2 separate regions of the Homo sapiens genome follow, and region 2 is linked to region 1. A link is a contact called in ENCODE Hi-C or POLR2A ChIA-PET data. All regions are on one chromosome and are shown on one strand. Each heading gives the region's core, a stretch centred on a gene start or an enhancer-like site at or near the end of the contact. The rest is flanking DNA. Distances are from core to core; before and after follow the strand shown.

Evidence for each region. Hi-C counts contacts between places; a loop is a spot of excess contacts on that map. ChIA-PET counts read pairs that join two places held with the same protein, here RNA polymerase II (POLR2A). Pooled maps may share reads with other maps.
Region 2: a map of heart left ventricle shows a loop between it and region 1 (7-fold over the local background). The contact joins the promoter of LINC01843 here to the enhancer-like site in region 1. A Hi-C loop is called at or near these places in 50 of 168 maps with a recorded cell type or tissue (Caco-2, Calu3, HCT116 and 24 more), 9 of 37 single-sample maps with no recorded cell type and 35 of 50 pooled maps. POLR2A ChIA-PET finds 5 or more read pairs at or near these places in 40 of 52 experiments (A549, A673, AG04449 and 32 more).

What each region holds. Positions count from the first base shown.
Region 1 is chr5:134,462,440-134,468,036 of GRCh38, forward strand. No RefSeq gene overlaps it. Among named protein-coding and RNA genes, the nearest start is that of LINC02999, 30 kb to the left of the region's middle. Within about 2 kb of position 3,257, at least 37 of the 41 ENCODE cell types and tissues checked have a DNase peak (open chromatin) inside an H3K27ac peak, as active enhancers do; they include A673, B cell, GM12878 and 14 more, where a contact is called at or near this core.
Region 2 is chr5:134,504,335-134,509,857 of GRCh38, forward strand. It overlaps LINC01843 (long intergenic non-protein coding RNA 1843), which reads left to right and starts at 2,218. Exons shown (of 2, transcript NR_105045.1): 1 at 2,218-2,500; 2 at 4,072-4,896. RefSeq lists enhancers at 1,832-2,486, 4,742-5,415.

The DNA.
Region 1 (5,597 bases), core at 2,007-4,506:
AGCCAGGCCTCCAGCACTCCCTTTACAACCTTAACAAGATGGCAGTGCCATCTGATGCCTGGTCAGACAGGCTGACCAGAGAGTGCAGTACTCTCAAGTTCAAGGGAAAATAGGATGTTGGGTTTCCTACCAGGCTCAAAAGCAGAGAGCTAGCAATAAATCAAGAACTGGAAAGTGATGTCAGTGCTTCAAACTAGATTTCCAAGCTTGGGAAACAATTGTGCATTAAAATCCATCGGAGGAAAAAAAAAACTATTAAAACTTCAGGAGAAATTCTTTGCTATAAATTAGATTTTTCTGCCAAGCAGGATAATTCAATAATTTCCCCTTGACATTCTCGAGATTGCTCTTTGAGCGGAATTACGATGCTTTGAAGTTGGGAGTGATTTGTTTCCAAGGAAAGATGAAGAGTCGACTGAGAGTGGAGGTGAGAGGGCAGGGATGGAGCTCTTCAAACCAAAGGGGATGGGGCCCCTCTTTGGGGTCTCAGTACCACTGCATGGAGGCTGGGAGGACTGCAATGCAGTCCATCCTCCAGGAGATGGCTCAGGCCAGACCACGACTCCGACATGAGAATGTGGGGGTCCTGAGAAGGCCTTGGCATCCTCCAGTATCATCTTGTAGCTGGGGCAGCCTCAGCCTTACAGCTTCCCTGAAAAACTGTCTAAAACCTTCCTCAATCCTTCTGAAACCAGATCTGGGTTCAGGTAACAGGGTAACAGACCCTCCCGGTCTTCCTTTGCTGTGCAAGATACAGCACCAGCCACAGGGCCTTTCCTACATCCTGTCTCCAGTAAGTTGGGGCCTTGATCCTAGTCCCTGTCAACCCTGCTCTCTCTGCACAAGACCCAACACAACCAAAGCTACCCTGGCCGGACAGGGCAGCTAGAAGGGGGAGACAGAGCATGTCAGGCAAAGGTGGGGATCTTGGAGGACTGGGCACAATTGGTCTGGCCATTGGGTATCAGCCTCCAAGACAACCGTGGGGGAAGGAGATAGGGCAAGGGCGAGGCACCAGAACCAGAACCTGGCAGGACAGGGCTCCAGAGTCAGCCTGCCTGGCTCGTCCACTGGCAAATCTCTTAACCTCTCCAAGCCTTGATTTTTGCATCTGTAAAGTGGGGGTAATAACAGTACCTGCCTTACAGACAGAGCTAAATGTGACAATGCGTGTGAAGCACTTCATGCTATGCCGTGTACACAGAAGCGGTGGCCAGTAGTATCTTCAGGACACAGGTCCCCTATTCCCAGACCACAGCCCCTCCCATTGCAAGAAACCCATCTTCTGTAGCCCCTACTCAGTTCCCTTTCTCTCTCCCTCCTCTCGCACCCAAACTTGCCTGTCCTTGGGGACTTACCTCCTCCACACAGAGCTGCCAAGTATGATGTCTACGTAGAGCTGGGCTGCCCACTGGGCACTGTCACTTATTTGACCATTTGCCCACCATGGTCACTGGTTGCTATCAACAACTCTCACCAGAAGGGTGGTTGATCTCGAGAATGTCAAGGGGAAATTCTTGAATTATCCTGGTTGGCAGAAAAATCTAATTTATAGCAAAGCATTTCTCTCATTTTATGGAAGCTCTGGGAGTGAAGCGGTATTTTTCAAAGTCACATATTTGGGAAAAGAGGTTGGAGCTAGGACTGGGGCCCAGGTCAGACCAACTCAACCACAGAGCAGCGTCTCATCTCAAGACTTCCTCCTCCCTCCCTCCATCCCTCCCTTCCTTTCTTCCCATGAATCAGAGCCTCCCAGAGCCCACGCACTGGTTACTGAGACAGTGGCAAACAGAGGCAGGGGCACATGGGAGTACCCTTATTTCCAATGTTTTCTGAGTCTCCAGGAGGAAGTCCACAGGGCCCAGCAGAAAGAGGTCAAAAGGGAAGGAAGTGGGAGAGTCTCCTTCATTTATTTATTTTATTTTTAGAGACAGGGTCTCACTCTGTCGCCCAGGCTGGAGTGCAGTGGTGCACTCTCAGCTCACTGCAGCTTCAAACTCTTGGTCTCAAGCAACCCTCCTGCCTCAGCATCCTGAGTAGCTGGGAGTACTGGTGCATGCCACTATGCTCGACTACCTTTTTTTTTTTTTTTTTTTTTTGAGAAGGAGTCTCGCTCTGTTGCCCGGGCTGGCATGGCACAATCTCGGCTCACTGCAATCTCCGCCTCCTGGGTTCAAGCAATTCTCCTGCCTCAGCCTCCGGAGCAGCTGGGATTACAGGTGTGCATCACCACACCCTGCTAATTGTATTTTTAGTAGAGATGGGGTTTCACCATGTTGGCCAAGCTGGTTTCAAACTCCTGACCTCAAGTTATCTGCCTGCCTTGGCCTCCCAAAGTGCTGGGATTACAGGAGTGAGCCACCATGTCCAGCCTTGGCTAATTTTTAAATTTTTTGCAGAGACAGGGTCTTGCTTTGTTGCCCAGGATGGTTTCAAACTCCTGGCTTCCAGCAACGCTCTCACCTTGGCCTCCCAAAGTGGAAAGTTTCCATCTAAGCAGTTGTCAGATAAGCCACTCACTTGTATACTGCCTGCCTCATAGAAGAGAGGAGTTTGGCGTTTGAAAGGTTATCTCATCCTCCCCTCTTTTTGAATTGTTTCTTTCATAGGTGCTCCCCCACCCCAAACGACAGACAGCTCACTACCTTGCAGAGCAGCCCTAGGGTGCAGGTTGCCCTTTGCTCCTTGACCCCTCCTGGGGCTCAGACTGGCTTTCTGTAGCATTGTCCTGGCACTGACCTATGGGCAGGGGCCAGCCAGTGGCAGTGGCAGCGACGAGGGCCTGCTGTTGCTCACTTGTCAAGTCCGCAGGTTTCAGGGGCTAACTTGTGAGCAAGCCAGGGGCTTTCTGGATGGAGACTCATCCCTCCAGAGGGCAGGGCTGGGTGTTGGTGTGGGCAGTATTCTGGAGGAGGGTCAGGGGGCCATCCTTGTGCCCAAGAGTTTCCCTCAGAGTGGAGGTCAAGGGGAGCTTAGAGCTGGGAACTTTGCCATCACCTAAAACCAGACTGGACTTGCCTCCAAATGACATACTTGCATTGAGTTAGCTCCCAGGCCAGGAGATGTCCAGGTTCTTGGTTTTGCCCAGTAAGGTACCACCAGGAGACCCACTGGCCCCTCTCAAAGCGGGACATAGGGGCTGGGAAGGGGCAGGAGGGGTCTGGGCGCTTGGAAGCTGCAGCCCCCACCACTCAGTAGCCGTGTGACCTTGTGCAAGTCACTTGGCCTCTCAGAGCCTGTTTCCTTGTCTGTAAGTGGAGGTCATATGGCACCTGCTTCTGAGGCTTGTTGGGGATAACAAACAAGTGACCTGTGAAGTGCCTAGCACAGAGCGAGCGCTCAGAAAGTGCCAGCCTTTGTTATTATATACAGCAAGCGGGGAAACCCGTGGGAAATCCGGGCGCCTCTGGGAAGCTGGGTGTGGTGGGTCGTCCTTCCCGGAGCGGGGGGCGGGGCGTCCCAGGCTCCGCCTCTGCCCATCGCCCCTCCTCCTCGTCCTGCTCCGAGGGGGCCGCGGAGCTTCCTTGCGGCCGGCGGGAGCTGAGTCACGGCGGCCCTGCAAGCGGTTGGCCTTATCTCCGGACTTCGCTGCTCCCGAAAGCCCTCAGCCCGCCTGCCAGGCTACACCTAACTTGCGCCAAGTTCCTCCAGCAGTTCTGGAAATACTCCCAGGGGCCCATCGGCTTGGGGTCCCAGGGAAGGAGGGAGGTCTCCTTCCTGGCTGGCTGGAGCAGTTCCAGAAAGCCCGAGCTTGTGGGCCCCTGGCGGCACGGTGCCTATCTTTCCACCGTTAGCTAAATTTTCCTTGGGGGTAAGGATTGTTTCTCCAGATCTGTCTCAAAATGCACATTCCCCAGGGGTGGAGTGCCACCCGACGCTTTGAAGAGGAAACCAGAAGACTGGAGAACTGGGGCGGATAGATCTTAGGAGCCAAGATGGGGAGAGGGGCTGATGGGGCCGCAGGGATTTGGCAGCCGCCTAAGCTCCCTCAGGCCCCGCCTGCACCTTTCCCAGCCCCCAGGACTCTAGGGGAAGTGGTGGGTGGGGGAGGGGGAAACAGAGCTGACAGATTCTGTAAACAGAGCCGGTTTGGGCCTCGGCCAAGGACGGGGTGTCCTGGCCCAGCCTGGGTGTGAGGCCCATCCGCGGCTCTCCAGGACACCCCGCCCTGCCCGGCTGCCCCGGGGGTGCCCGGCCCAGAGCCAGCTGTAGCCAGGATGTGTCTGACTTGGGATGTGGCCAATTCCCTAGTGGGGAATGTGCCTGGGATTGGGGCGAGGGGTGGGGGTAGCAAAGGAGGGAGCTTCTAAGAACTGTCATTGATCATTCATTCACCCAGTGCCCGGCTCAGCGAAGAGGGCAGCCTCTGGTCCCCGCCTGTGGGAGGTGCCGGTGCTGGATTGTCGCCCCACCCCCGTCTCCATCTCCAATCCTGTCTCTTGCTCTTCTGCTGCCTGAGGCAGAGTCCCCGCGGGGTAGGGAAGCTGAGAGTGGGGCCTCAGGTTCCGAGAGCTCTTCATTGGCCAGGCCTGTCCCCTTGGCTTGTTGCCAAATGTGGTGTTCCATGGCCTCACGATGGCAATTCAGAGATGCAGGAATGCCCTCAAAAAGGGGATGAGGGAGGACAGGCATCCAGGGATACTCAAGGACACTGTTAGAAGCAGGAGCTGTGGTTAGGAGGTGGGGAGAGGACACGGGTGGCCCCGGGACACTGGCACCCCAGCAGGTGGAGGCAGCTGTGGGCTATGCCTTTTAAGATATGGAGAGGAGTTCCTTTGGGAGGAGAGGAGATGGGTTGGCTGAGACTCGTAGGCTGGGGCCAGAGTGCCAGCTACAGATTCTGGACTTTATTGTAGGGGTGAGCATTTCCCAAAATGTGCTCCTGAGTGATCGTGGGTGGGGTGAACAAAAAAGGGTCCTGGGGGCAAATGTATTTGGCAAACACTCTTCAAGAAAGCCTGCAATCCCAGCATTTTGGGAGGCCGAGGCGGGAGGATTACTTGAGCCCAAGAGTTTGAGACCAGCCTGGGCAACATGGTGAAACCCAATCTCTACAAAAATTTTAAAAATTAGCTGGGTGTGGCCGCGCACATCTGTGGTCCCAGTTACTCAGGAGCCTGGGGTGGGAGGCTCACTTAAGCCTGGGCCCAGGTTGAGGCTGCAGTGAGCTATGATTGTGCTACTGCACTTCAGCTCACAGAGTGAAACCATGTCTCAAAAAAAAAAAAAGGAAAAAAAAGAAAAAGCTAAACACCATATACTCCAGGCTTTATCAAAACTTTTATTTCATATGCTAATTAATGAGCATCTTAAAAGAGGGAATAGGGTATTCAGAAGGCTTCCTCACACCTTAACCCTAGCCTCATGGGACTTGTGCTCTTCTGAAAACATTGGAACCCAAGGATTGATAAGTACTTCTTACTTGCTGGCTCTAGCTCAGGTGGAATGAGTGGATACATGTAGACACCAAAGAAAACATGGCTCTTCCCAGAAACCCAGGTTCAATCATCATTTCCTCAAAAGGAGGCCAGCCTGGACACACCTGGATCAAGGGCAGTGGTATAAGAAAATGTTAAATGAATCAAGTCTGGCAGACT
Region 2 (5,523 bases), core at 968-3,467, 41 kb after region 1:
AGAAGTCTAGAGTAGGGTCGGGGGAGAAATTGTTCTTTCTTCCTGGTGCTGCATAGGGACATCCAGAGAATACTAAGAAGTCTGGGGTTTGCTAGGCTTGGAGACCATGTTCCCAGACCAGGGATCATGAGGACACAGTCCCTAAGCCCAGCAAAGCCCAGACTACCTACAGTCTGAATGCTGAACCCCTCGAGACCATTTGGAAAATCTGTCGAGGGCTTGAGGAGGAAATTGGATACATAGCAGGATTTTGCTACAGAGCAGAAATGAGCATTTACTTTCCGAGCAAAGACAGCCCTTCTCCAAGGATGCCCCTGGGTGTCTCTGTATGTACCTCCCCAACCCAGCATGGGTGCCATGCTCAAGGTTCAGACAGAGGACCACAAGCCCCATGCTGCACCATGCATAATGTCCCTCTTCCCCTTTGACGGGGGGGACGATGGGAGCTTGGCAGAATTTAACCATCCTTAGCAGAGGACCACGCCTATGAAGGGCCAATAGGGCCAGTGATGGGCTGTGCTCCTGGGGTGGGGGCAACCCTCAACTTGCTGTCCTCAGTAACACAGCCGATAGATGTCTCTGAGAAAAGAGACCAACCCAGCTGTGCCAGGCAACTGACTGGACCCCTGACTTGGATTCAGGTCAGGTCTAAAGATGCCTTCTCCCCTATTAGCATCAGGTTCAAAGCCAGGCTTAGCCAAACCCTAAACATTCCTTACACTTTCTGGGGAACCACGAAATTCTTCATGAAGCCCTTAATTTAAAAAGCATCTTGTAGGCTGGGCACGGTGGCTCACGCCTGAAATCCCAGCAGCACTTTGGGAAGCCGAGGCGGGCGGATCACGAGGTCAGGAGTGAGACAAGCCTGGCCAACAGAGTGAAACCCCTTTTCTACTAAAAATACAAAAAACTAGCCGGGTGTGGTGGCATGTGCTTGTAATCCCAGCTACTTTGGGGGCTGAGGCAGGAGAATCGCTTGAACTTGGGAGGCAGAGGTTGCAGTGAGCCGAGATCGTGCCACTGCATTCCAGCCTGGGTGACAGTGCGAGACATAGTCTTAAAAAAAGAAAAAAAGAAAAAGAAAAGAAAAGAAAAGCATCTTGTGCTGGGCACGGTGGCTCACGCCTGTAATCCCAGCACTTTGGGAGGCTGAGGCAGGTGGATCACTTGAGGTCAGGAGTTCGAAACCACCCTGGCCAACACAGTGAAACCTCGTCTCTACTAAAAAAAAAAAAAATTAGCCAGGTGTGGTGGCAGGCACCTGTAATCCCAGCTACTTGGGAGGCTGAGGCAGGAGAATCACCTGAACCCAGGAGGCGGAGGTTGCAGTGAGCCGAGATCGCACCATGGCACTCCAGCCTGGGAAACAGAGGGAAACTCCATTTAAAAAAAAAAAAAAAGCATCTTGTTCTGTCTGCTATGTGGGCTCTAACTGGAATTGGTAGGGCTATGGGCTCCAGGAGGCTTCATTAGCCAGAGGACCTACTAGGACTGGGCCTGCACTGATATCTTGAGGTAGAGGTGGGGGCCTGGAAGCTGGGTGCAGGGCTGAGGCCCCTCACTGGGTCTGCACTGAACAGCTAGGCCCAGGAGCCAAATCATGGTTGCAGACATTTGGCTTCCATTATCTGACTATTTGGGACAGCCTCAAGCTAGACTTGATTACTGCAAACCTGAAATAGTTCCTTATTAGACAGGGCTAGCTCACCCTCCTAAATGAGTCTTGTTGGGACTCTCGGGGTCTTGCACTGAGCACACTTCCTCATCCTATCCTCCAGCCCCTCTGGCAGGAAAGTAGGAGCACCCCCAGGGCTTCTGCCCCGGGCCTCTGCACAGACTCCAGGGGCACCTGTGGGGCTGAGGGCAAGTGGCAGCACAGTGCCTCCGGCCAGGACTGGCCCAGCCCTCTTCCCTGTGCCCAGCTCCTCCCCATGGAAGAAAGGGGAGAACAGGACTGGCTACTTGAGGACACCAGGGACTGGGCCTGCCTGAGAGTGACAGTTCTGGGACTCTCCCTGCTCCCGGTGAATGCCAGCCAGGGTGTGGGGCCCAGGAGGCTCCAGTGCTTTCCCAGTCCAAAGGTCACTAACTGCCCAGCCGCTGGGAGTGTGTGCAGGGGGCGGTTCTCCAGCCAGGGAGGTGCAGGAATAAAGGGGGTGTGGGGAGACAGGAAGAGGCTGAGCTTGTGGGGCCTGAGAGCCTCTCCCCTGGGCAGGGTGGGGTCATTGGGCTGCCTTAGATTCCCCCCCCCACCTCTCAGCCTGCTGCCTCTGGACAAAGCTCTGCAGAGGAGCCCCATCTCCTTCAGCCCCCTCCTGCCTTTGGGGTGCAAGTTTCCTGAAGGACTTGAGTGAGATGTCACCAAGCAACAGGCTGTCAGGCTCTTGGCAGCAAGTACTGGCCCAGCGACTCGCGGCAGAGTCTCTCCTTGGGGCGTCTGTCCTTATCAGGGGTGGATGCTGTCAGACTTGCTAATGGTGGAATTTCTGGCATGTGGCAGGTGGGTAAAAGAGACCCCTGGGCTAGGGAGCCATTTGCAAGTCCCTCAGATGGCCTCAGGTGTGGGTCATGCTCCACTGCAGCCATGGTTACTGGGAAGCCAAGTGGACTCCATGGGGCTCCAAGCAGTGGGAGGGAGCTCCTGGGAGACACAGTGTGGCCCAGATGCCCTGGTCATGGGGACATCCAAGCACAGGTGAGAAACTTGGGCAGGGAGGGTGCAGAGGAAATTTGGAAATGGCTGAGAGGCTGGACTCAAGGTCTCTTGGGCTTGAACTGAGCTCAAGCAATCCACCCACTTCAGCTTCCCAAGGTGCTGGGATTACAGTCGTGAGCCATGGCATCCGGCTGGACTCAAGGTCTCTTGTTCCCTGATCCTGGGCTTGGCATGGAGAAGGGAGGAAGCTGAAGGGGGCAGGTAAAAAGATGCCTACCTGGGCACTGTAGACTAAATGAACCCTCAGACTGTGAAAGTCTCAGAAATCAGAGAAAGAGGCCTGGTGTGGTGGCTTGCACCTGTAATCTTAACACTTTGGGAGGCTGAGGCGGGAGGATTGCTTGCGCCCAGGAGGTTGAGGCTGGAATGAGCCATGATCACTCCAGTGCACTCCAGCCTGAGTAACAGAAAGAGACCCTGTCTCAAAAAAGAAAAAAGAAAAAAAAAACAGAGGAAGGGACTGGCACTTCCAAGTCAGAGAGAGCTCCCTGAAGAGGTGGGCCTGGTAATTGAGAAAGAAAGCAGTTGAGACAGACACGGGGGCTATGGGAGCAAGAGTCTGGAGGTGCGAGCATGCCGGGCAGGTGTAAGGACTGGTGAGTCACCAGGGGAAATGTGTAAAAAGGCTGTGGGTAATGAGGTGGCAAACGGTGGAGAGCTCTGCCCTGAGCTCCATACCCTTCCAAGCCTTTGCCCATGCTTATGGTTGAATTGTGTCTCCATGCCATGCACAACAAAGATATACATTGGGCTGGGCACGGTGACTCACGCCTATAATCCCAGCACTTTGGGAGGCCAAGGCAGGTGGATCACCTGAGGTTGGGAGTTCGAAACCAGCCTGACCAACATGGAGAAACCCCGTCTCTACTAAAAATACAAAATTAGCTGGGCGTGCTGGCGCATGCCTGTAATCCCAGCTCATCGGGTGGCTGAGGCAGGAGAATCGCTTGAACCCAGGAGGCAGAGGTTGCGATGAGCCGAGATCGTGCCATTGTGCTCCAGCCTGGGCAACAAGAGCAAAACTCCGTCTCAAAAAAAAAACCAAAAACAAAACAAAACAAAAATATACATTGAAATCCTAACCTCCTGTACCTGTAAAGGTGACTGTATTTGGAAACAGGGTCTTTGCAGATTTAATAGTGTTAAAATAAGGTCATTAGAGTGGGCCCCACTCTGGTATGGCTGGTGTCCTTAGAAGAGGGAAAGTTGTTGAGGTGATGGGTATCCCAACTATCTTGATTTGGTTTTATACATTGTATACATGTGTCCAAATATAACCCGTACCCCCAAAATAGGTACAACTATTATGCAGCAATAAAACATTTTTATTTTTATTTTTACTTTTTTAAAAACAGGGCCAAGTGCAGTGGCTCACACCTATAATCCCAGCACTTTGGGAGGCTGAGGCACGAGGATTGCTTGAGCCCAGGAGTTCATCACCAGCCTGGGCAATATAGCCAGACCCGGTCTCCACAAAAAAATTTTTAAAAATTAGCTGGGCATGGTGGCCTGTGCCTGTAGTCCCAGCTCTTTGGGAGACTGAGGCAGGAGGATCAACTTGAGCCCAGAAGGTCGAAGCTGCAGTAAGCCATGGTCATGCCAGCGGAGTTGAGCCTGGACCACAGAGCAAGACACTATAGGGAAGACAGCCAGGTGAAAATGAAGGCAGAGACCAGAGTTATGCATCCGAAAGGCAAGGAATGCCGGGGGCTGCCAGAAGCTGGAAGAGGCAAGGCAGGATCCCCCACTAAAGGCCTTGGAGGGAGCATGGCTTTAGCAGCACCTCAATTTGGGATGTCTATTTTCCGGAACAGCGGGAATAAGTGTCTGCTGCTGTAAGCCACCCTGCCTGTGGCACTTTGTTACAGCAGCCCAGGAACCTGACCCAGCCAGGCTGCTCCTGCTGCCCAGTGTGCCCTTCTCTCATCCCTCCAGCTGGTCTCTCACTGCCTTCGAGCCCCATCACCTGCTCGGGCTCCCCCTCTGTGTGTCCCCAGTTCTGGACACTTATTCAGCAGACCTGTAAGTTTTGCTGGCCAGCCTATCTCCCTGGCTAGACTGAAGGCTCCTTCAGGGCAGGCCTAACCTGTGCTAGGGCAGCATGATGCCTGGTACAGAATAGGGGCTCCTTAGATGTGGGGTAAATAAAGGAATGCTCGAAGGGTGATGGGCCCCTGTGAGACTGGGATGTGCCATCTACTTCTTCACAGCCTGGCTCAGCTCAGGCTAGGGACATGACAGTGCTCAGAGAGGTCACAGCATCTTCCACACAGACCATTCCCAGCTCCGCCACTCTCCAGTTCCCTCTTGGTGCCATATGAGTCTGAGGAACTTGGGGAAATTCCTAACCTTCCCTTTCAATTGAGCCATTAGCCCTTGGAGTTAGCCACAACGTAATTGCTCAGGTCCCTCCAACAAGGGGACTGTGTCTGTGGCTTGATGACTCATGCACACTGCTCCATTCCACAACCTTGGGCAGGACTTGGGGCTGGGGACAGTGCCAGCCAGCATAGGCAAGGAGCTTGGACATCCCATTACCCCAACCCAGTCCCCAGGAACAGAGTGTACTCAAGGTTTCAGGACAAAAATCTAGAAGCAAGGAGGCGAACTGAGTGAGATTTGAGTGACGAAAAGGAGCAGACAAAGACAACAGCGAGTACAAAGGCCCTGAGGCAGGAACGAGCTTGGCATGATCAAGAACTGAAAAGAGCACAGGGGAGGCTGCAGCACAGTGAAAGAGAGGTCAGTGATAGGACATGCGATTAGACGGGGCCCACTAGACAATCCAGGATAATCCCTCCCTCTCA